Regions from separate parts of the Homo sapiens genome. Here region 2 is linked to region 1. Evidence: read pairs that join two places in POLR2A ChIA-PET (ENCODE). Cell type or tissue: IMR-90. All regions are shown on one strand. Links, peaks and the distances in the headings refer to the core of each region. The heading gives the core; the rest is flanking DNA.

What was found. ChIA-PET counts read pairs that join two places held together with the same protein. Peaks named below come from ENCODE experiments on the same cell type or tissue, not always from the same donor. Only the 100,000 strongest peaks of a DNase experiment are listed, where the experiment ranks them.
Region 2: POLR2A ChIA-PET joins it to region 1 with 10 read pairs; 3 of 35 experiments call an interaction of 5 or more read pairs at or near these places.

Annotation. Positions count from the first base shown.
Region 1 is chr3:127,856,700-127,868,204 of GRCh38, forward strand. The region is part of intron 3 of LOC107986129 (a long non-coding RNA gene); the gene reads right to left. It overlaps LOC105374096 (a long non-coding RNA gene), which reads left to right. Exons shown (of 2, transcript XR_001740899.2): 2 at 1,843-2,564. Among named protein-coding and RNA genes, the nearest start is that of MGLL, 40 kb to the left of the region's middle. In IMR-90, for the core only: no CTCF peak of the experiment used is centred there; no DNase peak of the experiment used is centred there; H3K27me3 peaks cover 510 bases.
Region 2 is chr3:128,058,013-128,060,512 of GRCh38, forward strand. SEC61A1 (SEC61 translocon subunit alpha 1) reads left to right here. Exons shown (of 12, transcript NM_013336.4): 6 at 2,090-2,199; 7 at 2,496-2,500. Among named protein-coding and RNA genes, the nearest start is that of SEC61A1, 6.8 kb to the left of the region's middle. In IMR-90, for the core only: no CTCF peak of the experiment used is centred there; no DNase peak of the experiment used is centred there; H3K27ac peaks cover 1,418 bases.

The DNA.
Region 1 (11,505 bases), core at 4,745-7,244:
CTCCTCCCAGCCTCCACCTTCAAGTAGGTCCCGGTGTCTGTTGTTCCCCTCTTTGTGTCCATGTGTTCTCATTGTTTAGCAACCACTTATAAGTGACAACCTGTGGTAGGTACTTGGTTTCCTGTTAGGTTAGGAACTTTCTTAGCAAACCTAGGGCGTTTGGGTAGAGGATCCCAAGTGGATGAAGGCCTAGAGTTATATGATGGCTCCATGGGGTCAGCAACTGGTAAGTGAAGGCTGGCTGAGGCAGGAAGGCTGTTGGAAAGCACTGAGAGACAAAGGGGTCAGGGCTGGGGCCCAGGAAGTGAGGAGTTGCTGAGCAGAGCAGCCATGTGGCATGGTCTCTGTTAGAAAATGAGTGACATGGGTGGAAGAGAACGATATAGTCCTTTTTGCTGGTGCTGTCTGTCTCAGAAGGAAATCATTTCCCACCACAGATGTTGGGGGCAGATGCTTTGTTTTGCTGTATGAGGTAGACAATCTAATCTTTTGATTTGTTTCCTAAAGCAAATTTTAAAAATCAAAGTATAGCATACATACAAAACATTCACAAATGGGGCAGGCCAGTGAATTCTCACACAGTGAGTTCACCTCCACAACCAGCATCCAAACCAGAAAATAGAACAGGAACACTCCTGAGCTCGGTTCTCACTCAGCAAAAGCCTGCTCTGAAGGGCAGGCTGTTTCAGAAGGGGCAGGAGATAGACTTGCCCCTCTGGTGGGGTGGTGGAGATTGGATTTTAGATTCTCAGCAACTGGGTTCAAAGCTCATCTGTGCCACCTTCAGGAGACAGACTGCTGCACGTGGCAGATTCCATTTGAAACAGGGTTGATAAGGCCTTCCTCACCCATTAGCCATGAGCATCACATGACTTAAAGTGAACAGAAACGATCCACGTACAGTCAGCGCTTAACTCTGTGCTGCAGACTTGCTTTAGATTTGATAGTGATGCTGGAAGGCTTCAAGAGAGGCCTCTAGATGCAAACTTTCTGCCATTTTCCAGGTCCACGAGAGAGCCTTGTTAATGGACTCTGCAACCTTCCAGAGGACCCTAAGTCTCAGAGCTTTCCCAAGCCTGACCAGCCATCCTGGTACCTGCTGTCTAAGCAGCACCTCATATACCTCAGCTTATCTGTCACCTCTCTGGAGGGCAATTTGGCAGTGTCTAACAAAATTTAAAATTGGTATGCTCCTTGAATCAGAAATCATCGTTTTAGGCCGGGCGCAGTGGCTCATGCCTGCAGTCCCAGCACTTTGGGAGGCCGAGGCAGGTGAATCACCTGAGGTCAGGAGTTTAAGACCAACTTGGCCAACATGGCAAAACCTTACCTCTACTAAAAATACAAAAATTAGCTGGGCGTGATGGTGCACACCTGTAATCCCAGCTACTGGGGAGACTGAGGCACCAGAATCACTTGAACCCTGGAGGCGGAGGTTGCAGTGAGCCAAGATCATGCCACTGTACTCCAACCTGGGCGACAGAGTGAGACTCCATCTCAAGAAATAAAAAATAAAAATAAAAAAAGAAATTGTGTTTTAGAAATCAGTCCTAAAGAGGTATTTAGTCACGTGCACAAAGACTTTGTTGCTACATTTCTTGAATGTCCGAGAAAACTTTGTCTTCTAGTGGTCAAATAAATTATGGTAGAAATACACCATGGAGTGTTCAGAAGCCCTTAAAAAGGAAATAAGGGAATCCAGCACTTTGCCTGTAAAGAGCCAGATAGTAAGCATCTACAATACTAAACAAACAAACCTGTATTGTTTTCTGCACTGCATAACACATCACCACAAACACAGTGACTTAAAACAACATGATTTCTTTTCTCTCCACCCTACAGGTCAGAAAGCTGGCAGAGCATGGCTGGATTCTCTGCTCGAGGTCTCACATGCCCAAAATCAAGGTATTGGCCGGCTGGGCTCTTGTGTGGAGGCTCTGGGGAAGAACCATTCAGGCTGTGGACAGAAGACAGCTCCTTGTGGCTATAGGACTGAGAGCCCTGCTTCCCGCCACCGGCCCTTCAAGCACAAGCCCTCCAGGCCTCAAATCTCTCTGCCTTCCTCTTCTGCTTGTAAAGGCGCATGTGATTTCACTGGACCCACTTTCAAAACCCAGGATAACTTCCCTATTTTAAAGTCCATTTACCTTAATTAATCTGCACAGCCACTTTGCCATGTAAAGTAACATATTCGTGGGCATGAAACCAGGGGGTGAAGGTCATGTGGCTTTGAGAGCAGCACTCTCGGTGACACATACTCAATTCTGCTCCTCCAGTGCAAAAGCAGCCACTGACAATATGCAAAGGAATACATGCAGCCACAACATGGAAGAAATACGTGCATCAACAACACATAGCAGCGTGTGTATGTATGTGCGTAAAGGCCTTGGAACACAGCTGAAGAATACTTTTCAAATCCTTCACTGTTATTTCCTCTAGGGAAGAGAGTGGAGGCCGAGGCTGGGAATCCAGGAGCTGTTCCCATTTTATTCTGCATACTTCCCTATCTTCTGATGACTTCACAATGTAACCATTAAGAAAAATAAAAATTGCTCATGCATTTACATATATAAATATTAATATATGTAAAGAAAACCTTAACCAATAATGATGATTATATCTGGGGAGGAGGGAGTGTAAGGAACTTGCTTTCTAAATTACATATTCCTGCGATCTTTGCTTTTTTGTTACAATGAGTCTCTATTGTTGTGAATAGAAAAATATGTATACTTTTCATTGTACTGATGTCGATGAAGGATTTATGTAAAAAGCCAGATACTAAATATCTCCAAAGTTCATCCATTCTGGACTAATGCTCATGTTACAACTTTAAGTTAAAAGTGCAAGAGGCAGGCGGATCCTTTGAGGTCAGGAGTTTGAGACCAGCCTGGCCAACATGGTGAAGCCCCATCTCTACTACAAAAATTAGCCAGGTGTGGAGGCGGGTGCCTGTAATCCCAGCTACTCAGGAGGCTGAGGCAGGAGAATCACTTGAACCCATAGGCGGAGGTTGTGGTGAGCCGAGATTGTACCACTGCACACCAGCCTGGGCAGCAGAGCAAGACTCCATCTCGAAAAAAAAAAGAAGAAAAGAAAAGTGCAAGATGAAGAGTATACCCGGAAAATGAATCCAAGGACATAAATATTCATAGAAAATGACTGGAAGGAAATCCACTGAAACGTTAACAGTGGGTGTTCTAGGCAGTGAAGTCATGGATAATTATTTCTTCCTTTCTAGTTTTTAATGCTTCCCAATTTTCTATTATAAGTATGTATTATTTTTATAATTGACAAAATAAGCACTATTTTTTTTAAACTGAATGTAATTGCCAAGTGTACGGCAATATTCCTGTCAACGGGTTGCCAAATTTTCTTCCCGGCAGGGAAGCCTGTTTGAAAAACAGTAAAAACCAGAGGTGTTCTTGCAGAATATGGGTTCCGAAAAAAAGGAATCTGAAGATGCATGGGTGAGAATGAAGAGACGGTGTCATTTTATCATTGAGGAAACAGGAGGGCTCCCCCACGCCTGCCAAGCCAACAGCCTGTCAAGACTGGCCACAGTGGGGTGGGTCCCGCCCAGCGACCAAACACCCAGCAGCATTGACAGGGGACCCACCCTGGCCCATGCTTAACACGTGCTAATGAGCTGCTATTTTCCATATAGATCAGACTTCTGGTTCCTATATTCCTAACCTCGCATACCTCTTCAACCCCCATGCTGTGTGCCATTCCCAGCAGGTGGCTTTCTGCTTGCTTCAGAGGGGGTTTCCCCTGGAAGGTTAATGATATGTTTCCCGTGGATGTTAGTGGATAGTCTCACTGCTTAGGAGAATAAATGCATGCCTGAGATGCAGCTATCACCACACAAGACTCCCCAGACAGACACGGCTGTGACATTTCAGCCCCTCCCTCTTTTCTGCAGTCCCTGCCCCAACAGTTTGAGCTCCTGCTTCATGCAAGGTGCTCTGGAATAGCTGAATAGGCAAAGGCTGCAGCAGCCCTCACAGAGCTCACAGCCGGTGAGAGACGAGATGTGTCCAGAAAAGGAGACTCCATGAAACAAACAGTGAGAGCCATAAGAAAGGTCAAGGTTGAGTGTTTTGTGAAAGAGAGATTAATCTGGAAAGAGGTGATGAGGAGTTTAAATAGAGGGAGTGACAGTTGAGGTGTACCTCAAAGGATTGGAGAATTTGTTCATGGTAAGATGGGAAGAAAAATCAAAAGTATTCCAACCCACTCTCCAAAAAGCAGCATGAACAAAACCATAATTTTCTATGACTTTTCAGGATCCAAGGTATTACTCACCTGCACACTGGTCTGCATCAAGCATACCTATGAGTTATTACACTAGGCCACGATCCCCCGTTAGAGCAAGTAAAACTCCCCATCTCCATCTAAAGTGCTCTAATAAGGAACCAACAAAAAGGGTCTGGAACCTCAACCTTGGTCATCACATGAGTGGTGCAAATTGAAATTACACTAGGAAACCAATGTATTCTGTGATGAGGCTGTGGGGAGACAGGCACACTCAGATATCGCTGGTGTGAATGCAGAATGCTACTACCCACCATGGAGGGGAGTTTGGCAATATCTGGCCAAATCATACAGCCTTTGAGCAGAGGTATCACCTCTAGGAAAAGCTGCGTGTAACCTGTATCTTGTTTAATTTTACAAAAATGACTAGGAGATTTTAAAATTTAAAAAACCATGTAGGAGATCTTCTTGGAAACAAAACATTATTTTACATTGAAAATAATTATTTTTTGCTTTCTTTCATTTCACATTTGAAAATTTTTTCAATACCTTTGTCTCATTAAAGTAAAGCATAGTAATGAAACAGACCCTGGTCACAGACAGTCCTCAGAAGCTGACCCTGTCAGATAAGAGGCAATGTGACCCACAGCACAGGAGAGACATAGGAAGGTAACATTTGTACTATTAATGACTTTGAGGTTCAAATCAAGATCCCGCACCCTCAAACAGGTCTCTATTTCTCATCAGTGGGCACCTCATTTACACATCTTTTGGGGTCATATCTCAGATTAATCATTTTGGTCTCAGTGTACAATAGTTTAACATAGAGCCACATCCCAATAGAGCGGAAGAACTGCCGAAACCATCTGGTCCAATTCCCCCTCACTTTATAGTGAAATAAAACCAAGTGATATTTAAGTGAATTACTTAACATTACACAGCTAGTGAAAGGCAAGGCTCAGGCTCAGGTCTAAGTTTCTTAATTCCAAGTTCAGTGTCCTTCCTATGATGCCATACAGTCAGCTATCATAAAAAACCTTTTCCCCTTCATCAACAGTAGCTTGCATCTTTTGAGACAAAGGTATAAATAAAAGTTAGTTTAAAACACTTTAACATTGCTGTTATTTTATGTTTTTTATAAGAAGGCAGGGACCTTCATCTCTGTTGTAATGGATATAGCCCAAAAGCCTAGAAGAGAACAGTGTCCTTGTACATAGTAGATGTTCGATAAATGTTTGAATAAATATTTATTGAATAAATGAATATACTAAGTGGTATGAGTGGATCCATAGAGAAGAAAATGTAATTCTGATGTTTCTCAACTATCAGATTGGCAAAAATCTGAAAAATAACAAATAATTGAGTATTGTGCAGTGGTGCTATCATAGTTCACTGCAGCCTCAAACTCCTGGGCTCAAGCAATCCTCCCACCTCAGTCTTCCAAGTAGCTGGGACCACAAGCATGCACTGCCATGCTTGGATAATTGCCCAGATAATTTATTTGATTTTTTGTAGAGGTGGAGTCTCACTATGTTGCCCAGGCTGGCCTTGAATTCCTAGCCTCAAGTGATCCTCCTGCCTTGGCAATTATTTCTTTAGGATAAATTCCTGAAGGTAAAATTGTTGCATAAAGGGTCTGTATAGTTTTTAAGGTTTTTTTTTTTTTTAAATGAAGTTTCGTTCTTGTTGCCCAGGCTGGAGTGCAATGGTGCGACCTTGGCTCACCACAAAACCTCCACCTCCCGGGTTCAAAAGATTCTCCTGCCTCAGCCTCCCAAGTAGCTGGGATTACAGGCATGTGCCACTACGCCCAGTACAGATGGGGTTTTCCATGTTGGTCAGGCTGGTCTCGAACTCCCGACCTCAGGTGATTTGCCCGCCTCAGCCTTCCAAAGTGCTGGGATTACAGGCATGAGCCATTGTGCCTGGCCTTTTTAAGGTTCTGATACAATGAACTGCCAAATTGTCTCCCCACAAAATATTGTGCTACTGGCTGGGCTCGATGGCTCACGCCTGTAATCTCAGCACTTTGAGAGGCCGAGGGGGGCAGATCACCTGAGGTCAGGAGTTTGAGACCAGCCTCATTGATATGATGAAACCCCATCTGTACTAAAAATACAAAAATTAGCTGGGTGTGGTGGTGGGCGCCTATAATCTCAGCTATTCAGGAGGCTGAGACAGGAGAATCGCTTGAACCCGGGAGGCGGAGGTTGCAGTGAGCCGAGATGGCGCCACTGCACTCCAGCCTGGGCAACAAGATCGAAATTCTGTCTCAAAACGACAAAAACAATAAAAAATTTGTGCTACTTTATAGTGCCCATTGCCTGAAACTTCACCTACCTTGTGTTTTATCCAATTTTTTAAAATTTTATGGAAAAAGCAAAACAGACCTGGTATTTCACAGGTATTTTTAAATATGCATTTATCTTCAAGTAAAAGAAAGTATTTTTGTTCCTTCTTTTTGTGACTGATCTGTTCTTTCATTTTCTCTCTCTCTTTTTTTTTTTTTTTTTGAGACAGGGTCTTGCTCTGTCGCCCAGGCTGGAGTGCAGTGGTGCCACCTCGGCTCACTGTAACCTCCACCTCCTGGGTTCAAGTGATTCTTGAACCTCAGCCTCCCAAATAGCTGGGATTACATGCGCATGCCACAGCACCTGGCTAATTTTTTTTTTTTTTTTTTTTTCTGTGGAGACAGGGTTTCACCATGTTGCCCAGGCTGGTCTCGAACTCCTAAGCTTAGGTGATCGACCTGCTTCAGCCTTCCAAAGTTCTGGGATTACAAGCATAAGCCACCGTGCCCGGCCTATTCCTTCATTTTCTTACTGAACTGTAGAAGTTATTCACATATGGAAGATATTAGTTGTCAATTTTATATATGATGCAAAGCTTTCCCAGTCCATATTTAATTTTAATCATTTTTCTGGTGGTTTTTCACATACAAACGTTTAAAATTTCAAGTAGTCAATTTTAACACCATTTTATTTTTCTTCTTCTTCATATGATAAAGCATCATATGGTAAAGTCCTTTCCCTACTCAGAAACTGCTTATAATTTCTTCTTTTTATTTTTTCTTTTATTTCCCCTTTTTAACCTCTTATAATTTTAAAATATTAAGGGTTTCTTGTGTTATATATTTTAAGATACTATCTTTTTTTAATATCTAGACTTTTTTCTAAAATAATTTATTAAATAATCCCGTTGATTTCACGTGACATACCTTATGTACACCCAATTCCCATATAAACATAGGTTGGTTTACGGACTCCATTCTGTTCCAGTGAATTAGTTGCCCATTCTTCCTTCAGTAGCACATTGTTTTAACTTCTGTGGAGGCATTTTAATGTTTCAGTGTTTGATGGAACAAGTCACCTCTCTTCACTGTTGTCAATTTCAAAAAAAAAAAAGACCCCAAAACTATTGATTCTCTGCTATGAAATATGAAATTATATTCTTACACTTGTTTTCTTCACCAGCATTTTTATTAGCTGTATTTAATTTCTATTTTGTCAAGTTTTATAATATTTACACTTAATTCAATAAACATTCTCCAGTTGCTTAATTTTTTGTTTTTGTTTTTGTTTTTTTGACGGAGTCTTGCTCTGTCATCCAGACTGGAGTGCAATGGTGCTATCCCGGCTCACTGCAACCTCCACCTCCTGGGTTCATGTGATTCTCCTGCCTCAGCCTCACAAGTAGCTGGGACTACAGGCACGTGCCACCACACCCGGCTAATTTTTGTATTTTTAGCAGAGACAGGGTTTCGCCATTGTTGGCCAGGCTGGTCTCAAACTCCTGACCTCAAGTGATCTGCCTGCCTTGGCCTCCCAAAGTGCTGGGATTACAGGTGTGAGCCACTGTACCCAGCCCAGTTGCTTAGTTTTTGTGGTGTTCATATGAGTTTACTATTTCTGTGATTATATGACATAACTATGGCCTTCTTTTTAAATTGTATTTTATCCACTATTATTAATGAAAAAATTTAATCTCATCATTGGTTCTATTTATAGTCAAGTCATTTTTTAAACAAGTGCCATATGCGATATTTCTTAAATTCTTCCATGTTTGAGTATGACTTCCTGTTTCCTTTCTATTGAAGAACTCTTTGGCTGGCTATAATTACTTGAATCTCACTTTCTGCCCCTCAGAACATTACCAGCATTACTCTACTGCAGTGTTTACTGGCATTGAATGCTGCTGTAGAGAAATCCAAGGCTGATTTTTGTCCCTTATAAATTACTTGTTTATCTACCTGAATGCCTGAAGAATTCTGTCTTTAGTCTTAAAGTTTAGTAGCTTAACCAGGTTAAAGGTATTGATTGTTCTGTGTAATCTGCCCCCAAACACTGTGTACCCCTTTAAACGAGTTTTATTTTTCCCCCATTACAGGGATCTTTTACTCATTTTTATATGTGAATATTGTTTCTGGTCAATGTCTTGGGTTCCGTATTTGCAGAACTCTAATTATCTTTATGTGGTTATCCCTTCAAATCTGTCATCTTTTCCTTAATTGCTTTAGTCTCCTGGTATTTCTCCTCTGCAATTACTGTGATTTTCTGAAATCTTTTCTCTATCAGCATTTTCCCCAGCCATGTATGTTTGATTTCTTGCTCTTCCTACGTTATTTATTAATCTCTGTGTTTGAAGTTTCTTTATTGTTCCTTTTCTCTGCTGCTTTCTTTCTCATCTCTGCTTGTTCTAGCATTAAGCTAGTTTATTCAGTTCATATACTTCTTTTTAGTTCTTTCATATCATGAAACACACTTGGAAGTTTACTTCTGTTTTTTAGATTATATTTTCATCCAGATTGGGTTCTTTGTTATTTCTATGCAATACTGTATGCATTTTTGTTGTTATGGGCTTTCATATTTGCATGCCATTTCTTTTTATCTTACACATGCTTCTGATGGTTCCCATCTGCCCGGATCTCCTTTTTGCTCTGCTCTTGCATGGAGAAGTATCTCCTTGATATTTTGTCCACTTGATCTGACACTCATTTGTCTTCCCCCTGAGCCCCAATATGTAGAGTAAGAGTTGCCTTTTACTAAATTTCATGTGACTTGAGGGCATGGGGGTAGGGGTGGGGGCAGTGTTGAGCCAGCTGGGGGCTGGACCCTGCTGTCTGTTCTGAGCACTCATCACTGTCACGTCTGGAACACCCACCCTCACAGGGTGTGCTTCACTCCTATGGGCTGTGAGTCATTCGCTCCACATAGCAAAGAATCCTAGAAAGTCCTTCTGGCCTCTTCTACGACCTGGTGGTGATACATGAGATTTTCCATTCGCAAAGCTTTCCTTCTTTCTCCCCAGAGCTGCATTATTCACACTGTCCACCCATTCTCCTTCAAATGGGAAGGTCTTTGTGAGAATGTTCTATATTTCCTTGTGTGGGAGTACGTGAAGAGGAGCATATTTATTAGCTTAAAATTCCTTTCAGGGGTCTCAGCAAAATACCTTAGTGGACTATTTGATATGTTGAAAGTCAGATTTCAGGGCCTATCCCAGATTAGTGAAAAAAGAAACTATGAAATAAGAAGGAGCATTGGGGATTGCAGCAAACTAAAGAAGAGATGGGAAAAATATTCAAAGTAGACAAGAGGGGGCCCAGCTATGTGGCCAGAGATTGGGTATCAAATGTAAAAAATGAGGCCGGGCACGGTGGCTCACGCCTGTAATCCTAGCACTTTGGGAGGCCTAGGTGGGAGGATCATTTGAGCTTAGGAGTTCAAGACTAGCCTGGGCAACATGGCAAAACTGTGTCTCTACTAAAAATACAAAATATTAGCCGGGCATGGTGGTGTGTACTTGTAATCCCAGCTACTCAGGAGGCTGATGTGGGAGGATCACTTGAACCTGGGGGCGGAGGTTGCAGTGAGTCAAGATCACGTCACTGCACTCCTGCAGGGGTGACAGCGAGACCCTGTCTCAAAAAAAGAAGAAAAAAGGCAATAAAAGCTCCACGGAAGTATGTTTATGATTCAATGTGCTATGCTGCAATATTAAACTGCCCCGCTGCTTAACATTTTCAAAGAGTCTCTGAATTGGACCTTGAATCAGTGGTCCTTGGAAAAGTGAAATAATCATGCTGGTTTTATGAGTATTGCCCTAAGAAAAAGAAGCAGTGTGGACAAAGCAAAGAAAGCAAAATCTAGATCTGTGTTCTAGAACACAGACAAAAGATCAGTGGAAGCAGGGACTTAAAAAGTCGGGAATGACCAAGAGAATTCTAAGTCCTGCTCCCTTACTACACCCTGGAAATACTGGCTGGGAGAAGTGAGATTTTAAGGTTTCTCACCAGCCAATTGGAAGACATTGACATGTAGTTACAAATGATTACTAACAACGTTTTCAAGATTTCCTTGAAATAACAGCCTCAGCCACACCCACATTTTCTTAGTTTTTATATATGGAATTGTATTAGTGCTCCCTAAATTAGTAATGCGAGATTTTGACTAGAAGACTTCTAAAGACATTTTATATGTAAATATTAGAAGCAACTATGATTCCTTGGGGAATTTTGCATTTTTTTTTTTTTTTACTGAGGTAAATTTTACGTACAGTGAAATGTGTGCAGATCTTAGTGAGCAATTCAATGCATTTTGACTAATATCTATACCCATGTAACCAACACTCAATCAAGGTACAGAATGTCTTGATCACCCCAGGAATTCACTTGTGCCCACTTCCAGTCAACCCTCCCACTCCAAGCAACCACTTTTCTGATACTGTTACTATAGATTATTCTGCCTGTTCTAGAACTTCATATACATGGAATCATACAACGTGTACTCTTTTGTGTCTAGCTTCTTTTGCTAAACATGGTATTTTTGAGATTCACAATATCAGTAGTTTGTTGTATATGTCGGTAGTTTGTTCCTTTCTGTTACTGATTAGTCGTCTATTGTATGGACTGCTGCAAATTGTCTATTCTATTGCTGGACATTTGCGTTGTTTCAAGTTTTTTACTATTTTGTGTGTGTCTTATTGTGAACATATATTTTTGTTTCACTTGGGCAAAACCTACAAGTGGAATCTCTGGGTAGGTATATATTTAACTTTTAGGAAACCATCAGTTTTCCAAAGTGGTTATGCCATTTGATGGTACAAGACATTTATGACATTTATGTGGAGCAACTAGAGCTCTCACAAAACATTTATGAGAGTTCTAGTTGCTGCACATCCTTGTAAACATGGTTTTGTAGGTCTTTTTTATATTAGTCATTCTGTTGGGTGTAGGATGGAGCCTTATTGTGG
Region 2 (2,500 bases), core at 1-2,500, 200 kb after region 1:
TATCTAATAAGTGTTACTAGTAACAATTACTAGTCATCAAAATTAGCCATATTTAGCCTCTGTTTGCTGAAAAACATTAATTAGGAAATGATATTTACAGTCTCCTATCCAGTCATCTTTTCGCCTACACCAGCATGTTTTACAGGTCTTAAATTAGTATGGTGGATAATTGAATGAGAAATACGTCTATTTTTTTTTTTTTTTTTTTTTTTTTGAGACGGAGTCTCACTCTGTCGCCCAGGCTGGAGTGCAGTGGCGTGATCTTGGTTCACTGCAAGCTCCGCTTCCTGGGTTCAAGCCATTCTCCTGCCTCAGCCTCCCAAGTAGCTGGGACTACAGGTGCCCGCCACCACGCCCAGCTAATTTTTTGTATTTTTAGTAAAGACGGGGTTTCACTGTGTTAGTCAGGATGGTCTCAGTCTCGATCTCCTGACTTCGTGATCCGCCCGCCTCAGGCTCCCAAAGTGCTGGGATTACAGGCGTGAGCCACAGCGCCCAGCCAAGAAATACATCTATTTAAACTTGTCAGTTTTAGATAAAAATTAGGATTCTAAAATACACACATGTGGCTGGGAGCGGTGGCTCATACTTGTATCCCAGCACTTTGGGAGGCCAAGGCAGGATGATTGCTTGAGGCCAGGAGTTCGTGACTAGCCTGGGTAACACAGTGAGAGAGACCCCATCTCTACAAAACAACAACAACAAATTAGCCAAGTGTGGTGATGCACCTGTAGTTCTAGCTACTAGGGAGGCTGAGGTGGGAGGATCACTTAAGCCCAGGAGTTTGAGGCTGCTAGTGCACCACTGCACTCCTGCCCGGGCAACAGAGCCTGTCTCTTAAAACAAAACAAAAAACACTAAGAAAACAAAAAAAGTACAAGCACAAATTGGCTGTTTTCTCTTTGGTCTTCACAATGTTTTGAATGTTTTCCTGCATTAAGAACTAATTGTTGTGGAGCACTTTTTAAAAAGTCAAATAGGGACTGTATTTGATGGCCACTTTGGAGTAAAATTAATTTTACATGACAGATTAAATAGGAAAGCTGAAACTGAAGGTCAGACTGTACTTAGAGGACCCATCTAGTACTGTGGAACTTGTCAAATGTGTCCATTCCCTTGTGCCTAACAGTGAAATAGAGTGAGTTGTAAGAAATGAAGACACCCTACAAAAAGGAAAGCTTTTGCCAGGCGTGGCTCATGTCTGTAATCCCCGCACTTTGGGAGGCTGAGGTGGGTGGATCACGAGGTCAGGAGTTGGAGACCATCCTGGCTAACACAGTGAAACCCTGTCTACACTAAAAATACAAAAAATTAGCTGGCTGTGGTGGCACGTGCCTGTAATCCTAGCTACTCCAGAGGCTGAGGCAGGAAAATCGCTTGAACCTGGGAGGTGGAGGTTGCAGTGAGCCAAGATCATGCCACCGTACTCCAGCCTGGGCGACAGAGACTCCGTCTCAAAAAAAAAAAAAAGGAAAGCTTCTATTAGACCAAAATAGCTTGGTACCTAAGGGAATGGGAAGAGCAGCCAAATCAATGGTACGTGGGGTTTTCCTTTTAAAAGCACATTAAATAAAAACTTGAGAAGGGATCACTTTACCCCAGAGCTAATAATTCTGTCCTCTGGACCCAGACCTGGATGGTGAGCCTAGAGAGGTGGCCCAAATCTGTAGTTCAGCTCTTGAGCCATCGAGACCCCAAGTGCCTGACATTGAGTTTGGGTGCTGCAGGTGTGACATCTCCAGATTGTGTCTCCGGATGCTGTCAGGAGTAGGTTCTACTCCCTGATTTTCTTTGAATAGAACAAATTTTCCAAGTTTCACTTTTACTCCTCCCATGACTAAAAAGCAAGTGAATCTAGGAAAAGGTAAAACTAAAGAAGAAGTGTGCTTTTGTTAAAAGGCTTTTGATTCATCATGTACTTTGCTGATGTGATGGTTTAGCGCGTTCTCAGCCGAGCCCCTTGGAGGTAGTATCACTGCTCTTCATCTTTGTTCTCCCCCGTGCCTGGCGTTGAATTGGTGTTTCTTAATTGTTTCTTTTGTTCTGTGTAGTGACCCACTTGGAAAACACTTCTTTCTTTCAATTCTAGTATTTGGCATGATCATTACTATCGGCCAGTCTATCGTGTATGTGATGACCGGGATGTATGGGGACCCTTCTGAAATGGGTGCTGGAATTTGCCTGCTAATCACCATTCAGGTAATTATTATGCTAACATCTCCCTTTGAGTAGCCCCTCACACTTACCTACAATTCTCACATAACGAATCTCAAGCACACCTAAAAGGAACTCCTACTGAAAGGAAGCAGAAGCCTAAGACTCTGGGTTAGCCCTCTGAATTCAGCAGAGAAAGGCTTTACTGACCGCTCTCTGGGGCTGAGGATGTGATCTCATTCCGTCTTCAGCGTTTATATCAGAGAACCCAATTACTGAAGGACGGAACCATGTCCGTGGGGAGCAGTAACACATAGTCTTGTATTTTTGAATTTTTACAGCTCTT